2 separate regions of the Homo sapiens genome follow, and region 2 is linked to region 1. A link is an interaction called in ENCODE POLR2A ChIA-PET data of the cell type or tissue named here. Cell type or tissue: GM12878. All regions are shown on one strand. Each heading gives the region's core, and the rest is flanking DNA. Links, peaks and the distances in the headings are about the cores only.

Region 1 (5,387 bases), core at 120-5,119:
CCTTTGAAGGATCAGGCACAAAGTCAGTCTGAATTTTGTTAAACATTGGTCATCATCAGTTCCTTTGCTTTCTAATTCAAGGCCTTCATGTGTATGTCTGGCAATCACTTTGACCTACTTAGTAGGTAACAAACATGATGCCACCAGCTACAGTGATTATTTAGGCTTATGTAACACTATAAATGAAAAGGGGAGTAGTAGAGCACCCCCATTATCTAAAGCGGGGATCAGCAAACTTTCTCTGTGAAGAGCCAGACAGTAGAATTTTAGGTTTTATGGGCCACATAGGGTTTGTGTCTCATATTATTCTGTGTCGTTGTCATAACCCTTTAAAAATGTACACCACCCACTCTTAGCTCCCACACTATACAAAAACAGGCCGTGGCCCAAACAAGCAGTGGTTTGCTAACCCTTGATCTAAAGCATATATCTTTCTCCATGTATTAAACGAACTCTGACTGAATGCTTACTGACCATTAATTAAGCAGTCAAACATTAGTAAGCATATTTATTACAGCTTAGGAAGACACTTTGGATGACTCTACCAAGCAACAGTTCTACAAATAGCAACACTCTGGTCACCCTAACTGAATTTAACTAATGTTCAAGTCAGTAAATATCAGGCATTCTTAATATCTGTCAATTGAAAAAAAATTTTTTTAAGCTGCCGTATTCTTAGCAATTGCTATTGGAACCCCTGGTAGAAAGGTTTGAAGGATGACTTCAGTTAGTAAGGCTTTTCTCTCACAGTTTTATAGACTCCTATTGCTGAAGCTAAATATAACTTTTGCACTTGAGCAAGTTTACTATAGAGTAAGAGAGTTATTTTTATCCATCACTATCCACAAGTCTAAAGGGAAAAGTGTTGACCTTCCATATTTTAGAAGAAATTACTCTAGCAACGAAGATGCCCTTAACATGACAGAAGATAGTAACAAACACAAGCTAAAATAACTCCTCATTTGGTCATTACAGTCACTGACAAGGCTTCACTCCAAGTCCACAGGGGAAAAGCCCAAGACTTCACACCTGAGCCACTGTAGGGGCTCAAATGTCACTTGCCTCTTTGAGAACACTTCCTAAAAGCCAGGCTATCCCAAGACAAAGAGAAGAACACAGGGAGGTCTCAAATGTCCTTAGGGCCAGGCAGGTGACATACATGTATGTGAGAGGCTGGGAGAGAACTGAGGCACACAGTGATATGCATTCTTCCTCTCAAAGGGGCACTTACAACCCTGCTCCATACGCTGTGGCCATGCAAATATTCCAGGCCAGTGTTGCCAGAAATGTACACTTTTGTGTGCTATCATATAATTTTTAAATGTTGCAGCTATGTTGAGAAAACTGAATACTTCGGCGGCCCAAAACAGAAATAGTGGTTAAGTGTATTCAGGGAACACACCACCAGGAGAGAAAGGGGTGGCAGCAAGAACTAACCTAGAGAGTAACCATTATTAATGGGAATCCACCACAAATGATGGATTTGTAACATGGCAGGAATAAGGTCAATAAACACTTTAAAGAAGCAAACAGGCTGCTCTCATTTTGGACTTAACAAATTCTACACGATTCCATGGCAAATACTTTGCAACATTATAGCCAATACTTATTAACTGAAGAGGTCAAAGCTTATCTCTCCATTGCACAGTATCGAGACTGGAGGAAGGAGGCCTAAAATGTAATGAAGATCTAACAAATACTTACTGAAAAGGGGCAAGGGCCACATCTGGTTTATCTTTCTTCCAGGGCAATAAGAGAATTAAATTCACTGTGTATAACACACCTGATTAAAGAGCTCTGCAGATTTGTGATGTTTCAATTTGGGGGAAGGGGTATCTTTAAGGCAAACGGTGGGAGAGTGCTTAGTAAGATCTCAGAAATTACTCTGGCAGTTCTGACCATTTCAAAACTTTCCTGCACTCTCAAACTCTAAACTCTACTTGCCCTTCTGTGTCTCCTTCAGATTCATTCATTAGTTGGTAGTTTGGACTCTCTCTATATCCCCAGCCCACTTCCTTCTAATTTTTCTGAGAGCTCAAGAAACCTGAAAGGAAGCTGTCAAAATGTGAATGTTAACAGCTGCCTATGAGCCTGAGAGCTAGATTTTAGTGTTCTTCTGGGTCAGCTATTTCTGGAGCTCAGGCCGTTTTTTTTTTTTTCTTCCTCTCACTTTCAGATTTAAGATTGTGTTCTGGAACATTATAGTTGCGCCTCAATTACAGAAAAGTAAGAACCTCTGCTGAAAATACCTGGTCTTAGTCCCTAAAAAAGTAAAATTATTAGACAGCTTTTTGGGATTTGAGGTTTCAAAAGACAGGAACCTGCTAAGAAGGCTCAGTCAGACTCAATTAGCCCAAAAGCTGAGCCCAGTAGGCATTGTCATATGCTTTTCTTTCATAATTGCGGGTGGGAAGCGAGGGGAGGGAGGATTTATAGTTTAATGCCACAACTTTTTAAAACAGTGATTTTTGCCATACTATTTGACTAGGAAAATGATCGTTGCTCACTCTATAAATACTTGAAATCTTTTCTAGGACTTAGAAGTTTGTAGTTAATTGCAAAGGAGCAAAACAAACGGAATATTACACAAGAATTTAAAAGGAGAACTCTGCAGAACATGTCTTATTTTTATTCGCCCAAGTCAACCACCAGGAAACTTGGACCAGGCACACGGATACCCATCATTTCACACCGGTGTTTATAAAAGGACTAATGAGCCCTGGAGTTTGGTTATTTTTTTGATCACATTTTGAAAGGCCAGGCTCCTCCTTCACTGCCCCCGCCAAAAGGCAATAAGCAAGGAAAAGGTTTCACATGCTAGCAAGAGCGGCTCTAAAATTTCAATTTCTGAGGAAGATGGTTTCACATGGAAATAGTCATAATTGTAGGCTGGGCATGGTGGCTCACACCTGTAATCCCAGCACTCTGGGAGGCCAAGGCAGGCAGATCACCTGAGGTCAGGAGTTCGAGACCAGTCTGGCCAACTTGGCAAAACCCCATCTCTTCTAAAAATACAAAAATTAGCTGGGCGTGGTGGCGGACACCTGTAGTCCCAGCTACTTGGGAGGCTGAAGCAGGAGAATCACTTGAACCTGGAAGGCAAAGGTTGCAGTGAGCCTAAGATCGCACCACCGCCCTCCAGCCTGGGTGACACAGCGAGACTCTATCTCCAAAAAAAAAAAAAAAAAAAAAAGAGCTAGTGATAATTGTGACCCAGAATCTAAAAATGTAGATATAAATTTGAGGGCACACAACAGATTTTGCATTTATGAAGACAATGAGTTATAGAGATACTTCTTTCAAATTGTTGTTTAAAAACTATTATTTTGTAAACACAGAGCTTGATAAAAATGTCTTTTCTAAATGACAAAAATTTAGAAATGAGAGTAATTTCTACTACATTTTCCTGAAATTAAGATGGTTTCCATTTTCCTAGCTATGAATCATATAAAATCAATGTAATTCCAATAAAAAGCTACTTCCTATAAATTTTAAAAAACTCATTGTTATTTAAATAAGAAAAAACATTCATCTCAACTGGAGAGACTGGAGCTATTAGCAAACTTCCCATAAATTTAAAATCTGACTGTAAGGCATTAAAATAAATCCGTTTAAACAAGGTAAATACATTTTTCCTTATGTTGAAAAAGTAAAAAAAGAATGGGAATTGGAAAAACATTTTTTGCTTGCTTTAGGGTGACAGAATATAACTTTCCCTACCAGTTTTTGTGGCTAAAAGGCAAAAAGTAATACAGTCCACTATTAAGGAACTTAAGATTAAGATTTTAATAATTTTTTTTTTTTTTTTAAACAGACAGGGTCTCACTCTGTTGCCGTGGCTGGAATGCAGTGGTATGATTATGGCTCACTGCATCCTCCACCTCCTGGGCTCAAGAATCCTCTTGCCTCAGCCTCCCAAGTAGCTGGGACTACAGGCATGGGCGACCATGGCTGGCTGATTTTTCAGTTTTTTTTTTTTTATAGAAACAGTCTCACAATGTTGCCTAGGCTGGTCTCAAACTCCTGGCCTCAAGCAATCCTTCCGCCTTGGCCTCCCAAAGTGCTGGGATTACAGGCGTGAGCTACTGTGCATGGCCAGGAAAACCTTCTTCTTTTTAAAATGCTCTCTATATAAACAAAAACTGTGGTGGATAAGTGTGGCCATACACAGAAGTCTCTCTAGAAAGGTAATCCTATCAAGCGTTTTTATAAAAAAGCAAAGTGATTTTTATCAGCTTCCTTTTTTCAATAAAAGCTGTTTTAAGGAAGTATTCAGTATTTCTGTATATTCAATGGAAACAAACACATGGAATCTGTACTACTCATATACAATGACATTAGGAAAGGGTTTAGCTAAATTCTTGTGTGGCAAAATCACAAGGTTTATCGTTTATCAAGGAAGACCTTTCATGTACATTATCAGAGTGTGCACCTGAATTACCAAGGGCTTTACCTTTCATGGGGAGAAAAGGACAGATTCCCTGCCTTATTCATTTGCCTCTAGATTTTGAGATCTAAATGCCAGGTTCACTTTAAGTGCTAACATGATGAGGCAACTGTTACTTATTTGCAGTCCTAAATGAATTGCCAGCTGGGGAAGTCACCAAGCAGGTTTCCTTGAGCTCTGGGCTTGCCAAAAACACAACTCAGGGAAACCAATCAAGTACGTTTTTCTTCTCTTCTCTTTTTAAAAGGATTGCTAATCCTTAAGGATAAATTATAATTTTAATGAAAGTCCTTTTTTTCAATACTAAGAAACAACAAGTGTTCCAGAAAGGAAATCTGTCTCATCATGTGTTACTTTCTGTTACTTTCAAATTAGCAGTCACTCAATGCAAGAACTTATCAAGTTCGATTTCTCTCATTTATGCTAGCTTCCTCATGAATAACATAATTGCTTTTACAAAAAAATGTAGTTTTCAAAAGAAATTAAAATATAAGATTTAACAAAGAAATTATTTCTCAAAACTTTTTTTAAAAAGTCCTCATATTCGATTCTCAAATACGTGTGCAAAACAGAGATTTAAAATGTTTCTTAAGATCTCATCAGCCCCTTTCTAACATTTTCTCTCTCCTCTTGCCCCGTATCTACACAATGGACTGTGTATGGATGAAAATTTTCTCTGAAAGAATAAATAAGTTTTCTTTTGATTAAAGACAAGTGGAAACTTTATACTCAAACTCAGAAAACTAGAGCATAATGAATCATTCCCAGATCAATTTTAAAAATAGATTTATTCAAGAATGACATTTCTCTCAAGAAAAATGTTAAATTGTAGACATATAGCTGCCTTCACTGCTATACTGTGCAAACATCGAGGATGACTTTTGGTGTATCTCTGTTGCCGTGTTTATTGAATCTATAAAAACAACAAGCATCTCTCCTC
Region 2 (5,387 bases), core at 304-5,303, 99 kb before region 1:
GATTTCCAAAGCTAAGACCACGGCTTACAGGGAAAGTGAGAACTGGGAAAGAGTAAAAAGGTAGCCAATTTTATTTCCAAACTGTGTAGTATATACACAGAAATAGCCCACACCCGCAGAACTCGGGGAAGTCACCATCCCAAAAAAGAGGTATGGCTGTTGAGGCACCTCTGGGTTTGCACTGCTGCTTCCATTGCTACCCACAATCAGAATACCTTTTTTTGGTTTAGAAAGGTGGTATAACAGTGAGGATAAGCTGACAGGGCCTTGCAGAAATTCTCCTAAAATAAAAGCTCACCTCTTACCCCGGCAAAATCAGCTTATCCTTAGGCCTTCTTCAGATGACATAAAACTTTATTATTTTAAATGTATTTGTGCTTGCATTCCAAGAAGAACATAACTACACAGATTTCAAAAGAAAACATGAAATATAGTCAATGAATGCAACAAGACATTGAATATTTGTACAGTGTTTTTGAAATGGACAATTTCTTTAAAAATCTGTTTATAATTAACACATAATTGCAAATGTTTACAGGGTAGAATGTGACATTTCAGTACATGTATATATTGTGTAAGGATCAAATCAGAGTAGCTATCACATCCATCACCTCAAACATTTATCATTTCTTTGTGGTGATAACATTCAAGATCTTCTTTTCTAGCTATTTTGAAATATACACTACATTATTAGCTATAGTCACCTTAATATGTAATATAACACCAGAACTTACTCTTCCTAACTGTAGCTTTGTACTCACTCTTGACTCATCATCCAAAAAAAAATTTTTTTTTTTTTTTGAGACAAGGTCTCACTGTGTCACCCAGGCTGGAGTGCAGTGGCATGATCATGGCTCACTGCAGCCTGGACCTCCTGAGCTCAATCGATCCTCCCAACTCAGCCTCCCAAGTATCTGGGACTACAGATGCACACTACCATGCTTAGCTAATTTTTTTGTATTTTTGTAGAGAGTGGGTTTCCTCATGTTGCCCAGGCTGATCACCAACTCCTGGGCTCAAGGGATTCACCTGCCTCAGCCTCCCAAAGTGTTGGGATTACAGATGTGGGCCACTGCACCTGGCCAAAATCTTTATAGCTATATAACGTAGTACATTCTATTTCAATTTATACCATCCACAGGCATATTCTGTCTTTATCTTCTTCCTCATCATCAGTGTCACCAGTATCATCAACATTCATTGAAAACTTGATTAGTGTGATACTTACAAAGGAAATGTGATAAGATTATTAAAAGTCTTAAAAAAAAGCTTATGATATTAAAAAAGGAGAGAGAAAACACCAATAAAAATAAAATCAAGTGCAGAGGCATGCCAACATAGAAACAACCAGACCATATCAAGAGATGTGGAAAAAGTAATGTTGGTAATGAATAGGAAGTCATTACCAATTCCTTCTCCTAAATGCTAAAGAGGGACCTTGCCCAATTTAAAGCCTGGTAACATTTAAGCATAAGGGGATATCATTAGTTGTTTTTGAAAGACGTAGTTTATAATAATCACCTGGTGATGATTTAGCCCTTAAGGAAAGTGTTAACGTCTTCATCTAATACTACAGCCTAGTAGCTTGAAAGGGTCAGGTAACTTTCAAATCCTTGCCTCATACTTCGTAGTGATGGAGGGTTGGAGAGGATTTGGTTTGTTAAACCAGACTTTTTCTTTCTCTGACTCTCCTTCATCCAGAAAAGGAGGAGACTACCATTTCCAGTTGGTTGGAGGAGGGTCTCTTGCATAAGCAAGGGCCCTCAAAGCATGGGCATTGGTTAGCAATTGAGATGGGGTTGCCAGATTAAGCCAACAAAATTTTAGGAAGCTCAATTAAATTTGAGTTTCAGGTAAATAATTTTTGTCATAAGTGTATTCCATGCAAAATAAGGATAAATATGTAATATACATATAAATATTGCATGGGACATACTTGTACTAAGAAATTAGTTACTGCTTACCTGAAATGCCAGTTTAACAAGGTTTTCTATATTTTATCTGGCAACCCTAATTTGGGGTATACTGCAGGTCTGCCTTTGAAAATACCGGTTGGGACCTCCGAGTGGACTGGCAGAACTGGAAGAGGCAATTTATCACAGACCTGTGTTGCTTTATTTACCCTCATGGCTGGCCCTTGGTAGTCAGAGAAGAGCCCTGATATACTGATGCAGGATGAGCTTGATCACTCGTCTCCTAGCAACCGCACAGCTAGTGGAAGGGAGACTGCTGACCCAGAGATGGTTCTGTGTTGAATCTAGCCTTGCAGGAAGGCAGCAAAGGAAAGGCTTTTTGACTATACCTCTTCTTTTGTCTTGAAGGGAAAAAGCAAATTAAGTGTTTTTATTTGAAATTTAATTGTGCATTCAGTATATTTTTAAAACAATTTTTGGGAAAATAACCTAAATGTCCAAATTATAGTAATCATGGATAATTATTATTCTCTTAGAGAAATAAATTGTCCTGGAAATGTAAAGCAGACAAGCGATGTGAAAACTAGACAATAAGCAGTTATACATAGGGATTTACAGTAATCTATTCTTGCCACTTTTCTAAACAATTATAAGTAATATTTAATACTAAAGGAAAATGTTCATGATATAATAGATGAAGAAAGATAAGATAACCTGTTCATTATTATTCTGGTATTGTTTTTTCTAAGCACATTTGTGTAAAGATTGGTAGGATATATATCAAATGTTAGCCTAGAAATTGGGAAGATTTAAAAATTTTCTGTATCCATATTTTCTAAATTTCCTATAACAAGTACACTACATTTGAAATAGGGAACATAAAATTTTTAAATTGTAAAATCATCTTTTGAAAGAATTTTTTAAGTTAAATTTAGTTTCTATAATGTTCCTAATTTGGAGAATTAACTGAACCCAGTTTTTAGAGCTGAAAATGGTCTCAGGATCACAAAGCCAAGTGGTACCTCAAGTTAAATGTCATGAGATTTGTTTGTCACAAAATAGACATAGTTTTTGTAGCTTACCTGAGAGTCTCCCTCTAGCTCTGTGTCTCAGAATGTCAGGTCGGCAGTTTACTTCGGCAGCCCGTTATGCATTAGGAAGCTCGGCTATCTCTAGTCATGCATTTCATTCAGCGAGGTCCATTTAGTATATGATACCCCTTATGTATTAAAATATAATTGTACATGTTTATAGAGTATAGTGTGATGTTTCAGTACATGTATACATTGTATAATCAAGTCAGGGCAGCTATCACATCCATCACCTCAAATATTTATCAGTTCTTAAGATCAGTTACTTATTCCTCTTTACAGTGTATGAAATGTTTTGTTTTTTCATGGAAGAAATTTTGACATTTGTGTTGTTTTCATACAGCCGATGGAAAATGTCTGGTGTCGGTTGGTTTAGACGATTTTCACAGTATTGTATTTTGGGACTGGAAAAAGGGAGAAAAGATAGCCACAACAAGGTAAGAAGCTGCCGGGATCTTACGGTATCCTGCTGATACCACGGTTCAGTAAAGGTCAATAGTTTTCATTTTCTGGTAAGATTTCATCTTCAAACTCAGGTGAAATTGACGTAGAAGGCTTAGCACCTAAGTGAAAAAATACTGCAGTATTTCATGGTGCCAAACCTGACTTAGAGCAGGTCATGTTTGTTGCGGTGAATCAGAAAATTCCGAAATCCTCTGCAGAGAGTCATTCACCGCTTCATTTTGAGTGGTCTGTGTAATCTGTATCAAAGCACTTCAGCAATAGAAAAGCAGCTTTTCTCAGGCTGGTGCCTTGCCCCTTGTTTTTCTTCTGTCCTAGCATCTGGTGAAGGATTGTCAATGTCACCAGAATCAGAAGCACCGTTTGTCATGAGGCTGCAGCATGCTGGAAAGGAGGCCCCACCGTGTGCATCTGCCACTTGCTTTCAAAGCAGGCAAATTGTTTCCCTAATCTTCCGTCTTATAAATAGATTTTTTGAGACCGACTGCTGTTTATAGACCACCTGTCCTCCCTTACCCCAGCCTTCCTGCCTGCTGAATCAGCACTAAGTCTGAACACGACTTTCCACTCCTACTTACATTGAGCTCAGCTGTTTGCCCAACCCTGATCAGGGGTCAAAATAGTTGGCAGCCAAGGCCCAGCAATACAATTTGTTGCCGAGGCGTGTTGTCAGTGTACCTCCCTGCTCGTTCTTCTCTGCATTAATGATGTCCTTTCTGTCTTGCGATATAAAATCATTTTGAAGTTAATAGCCTTGAACCCCAATATTCACTTTTTAAAGTAATATTTTCCTCTACAATATTAAATAGGAAAAAAGTTTTGTGGGGATTTAATGAATGAAGATTTATAAATTGCTAGAGACCTGGAGGAGCAGCAGATGGAGGCATGAGGACTCCAACTGACCATCTTCGGAGAAAAAGGGAAGCTTTTCTGATGACTGCTGTTGAGATTGAATTCTTGGCAACAAATGACAGCTCATAAATCTGCCTGCCCAAGTGGTTTTTCTTCTGGTCTTTGTTTCTAGTATTCCTCACTGTCATTCCACTCCCTTCTAGTAGTACTCAGATTCAGCTTCTCATCAGAACTCTGTTCCCCCCAGACTAAAATACAGAATTTAAGTTTAATATTTCTGATAATATACCATCTGCCTTTACAGATAATTTCAGGGAAAGCACATTTCTGGATTTCAAAAGCAACAGAAATGCAATTTTCCTGCTAGAAAACCCTCTGCAGCTATGGGTGGCTCACCAGTTTTATGCCCGAAACATTAATAGAAATGGAAGAAAGAAATATTTCTTAATATTAAAATAGTATATATTTTATATACTTGTTGGATAGTGTTACTGCCTCTATTTAACACAAAGTTGACTTAACACCATTATGTTAATAACACAATTCATATTTGGAATTGCTCCCAAGCCTTATGACACATTCCCAAAACAGGATACCTGCAGAATTGCCCAGGAGAACATTTTGGATTGACATTAGCCAGTGCTGTTTCCAAGCAGGAATATCAAGGATTAAAGTTCTTTGGAAGAACAGTAGATTTTACAGTAAAAAGTAAATAAAAGTTACTTAAATATCTATTTGCATAATATTAACAATGATACATATTTACATAAATACATAAGAAATTTAGACAAATAAATAAAGCTTATATGTATGGCCTTAGAGTGCTTAAGTAGATAGAAACTTTTAAAAACAGGAGGCCGGGCATGGTGGCTCACGTCTGTAATCCCAGCACTTTGTGAGGCTGAGGTGGGCGGATCTCCTAAGGTCAGGAGTTCGAGACCAGCCTGGCCAACATGGTGAAACCCCGTCTTTACTAAAAATATAAAAATTAGCCAGGCGTGGTGGCGGGCGCCTGTAATCCTAGCTACTCAGGAGGCAGGAAAATCGCTTGAACCTGGGAGGCAGAGGT

The links. Peaks named below come from ENCODE experiments on the same cell type or tissue, not always from the same donor. Only the 100,000 strongest peaks of a DNase experiment are listed, where the experiment ranks them.
Region 2: POLR2A ChIA-PET joins it to region 1 with 8 read pairs; 2 of 35 experiments call an interaction of 5 or more read pairs at or near these places.

Annotation. Positions count from the first base shown.
Region 1 is chr2:54,975,261-54,980,647 of GRCh38, forward strand. The region is part of intron 5 of RTN4 (reticulon 4); the gene reads right to left. Among named protein-coding and RNA genes, the nearest start is that of RTN4, 72 kb to the right of the region's middle. In GM12878, for the core only: no CTCF peak of the experiment used is centred there; a DNase peak (open chromatin) is centred at 2,081; H3K4me3 peaks cover 1,289 bases; H3K27ac peaks cover 2,881 bases.
Region 2 is chr2:54,876,200-54,881,586 of GRCh38, forward strand. It overlaps EML6 (EMAP like 6), which reads left to right. Exons shown (of 42, transcript NM_001039753.4): 17 at 3,348-3,441. Among named protein-coding and RNA genes, the nearest start is that of EML6-AS1, 130 kb to the left of the region's middle. In GM12878, for the core only: no CTCF peak of the experiment used is centred there; no DNase peak of the experiment used is centred there.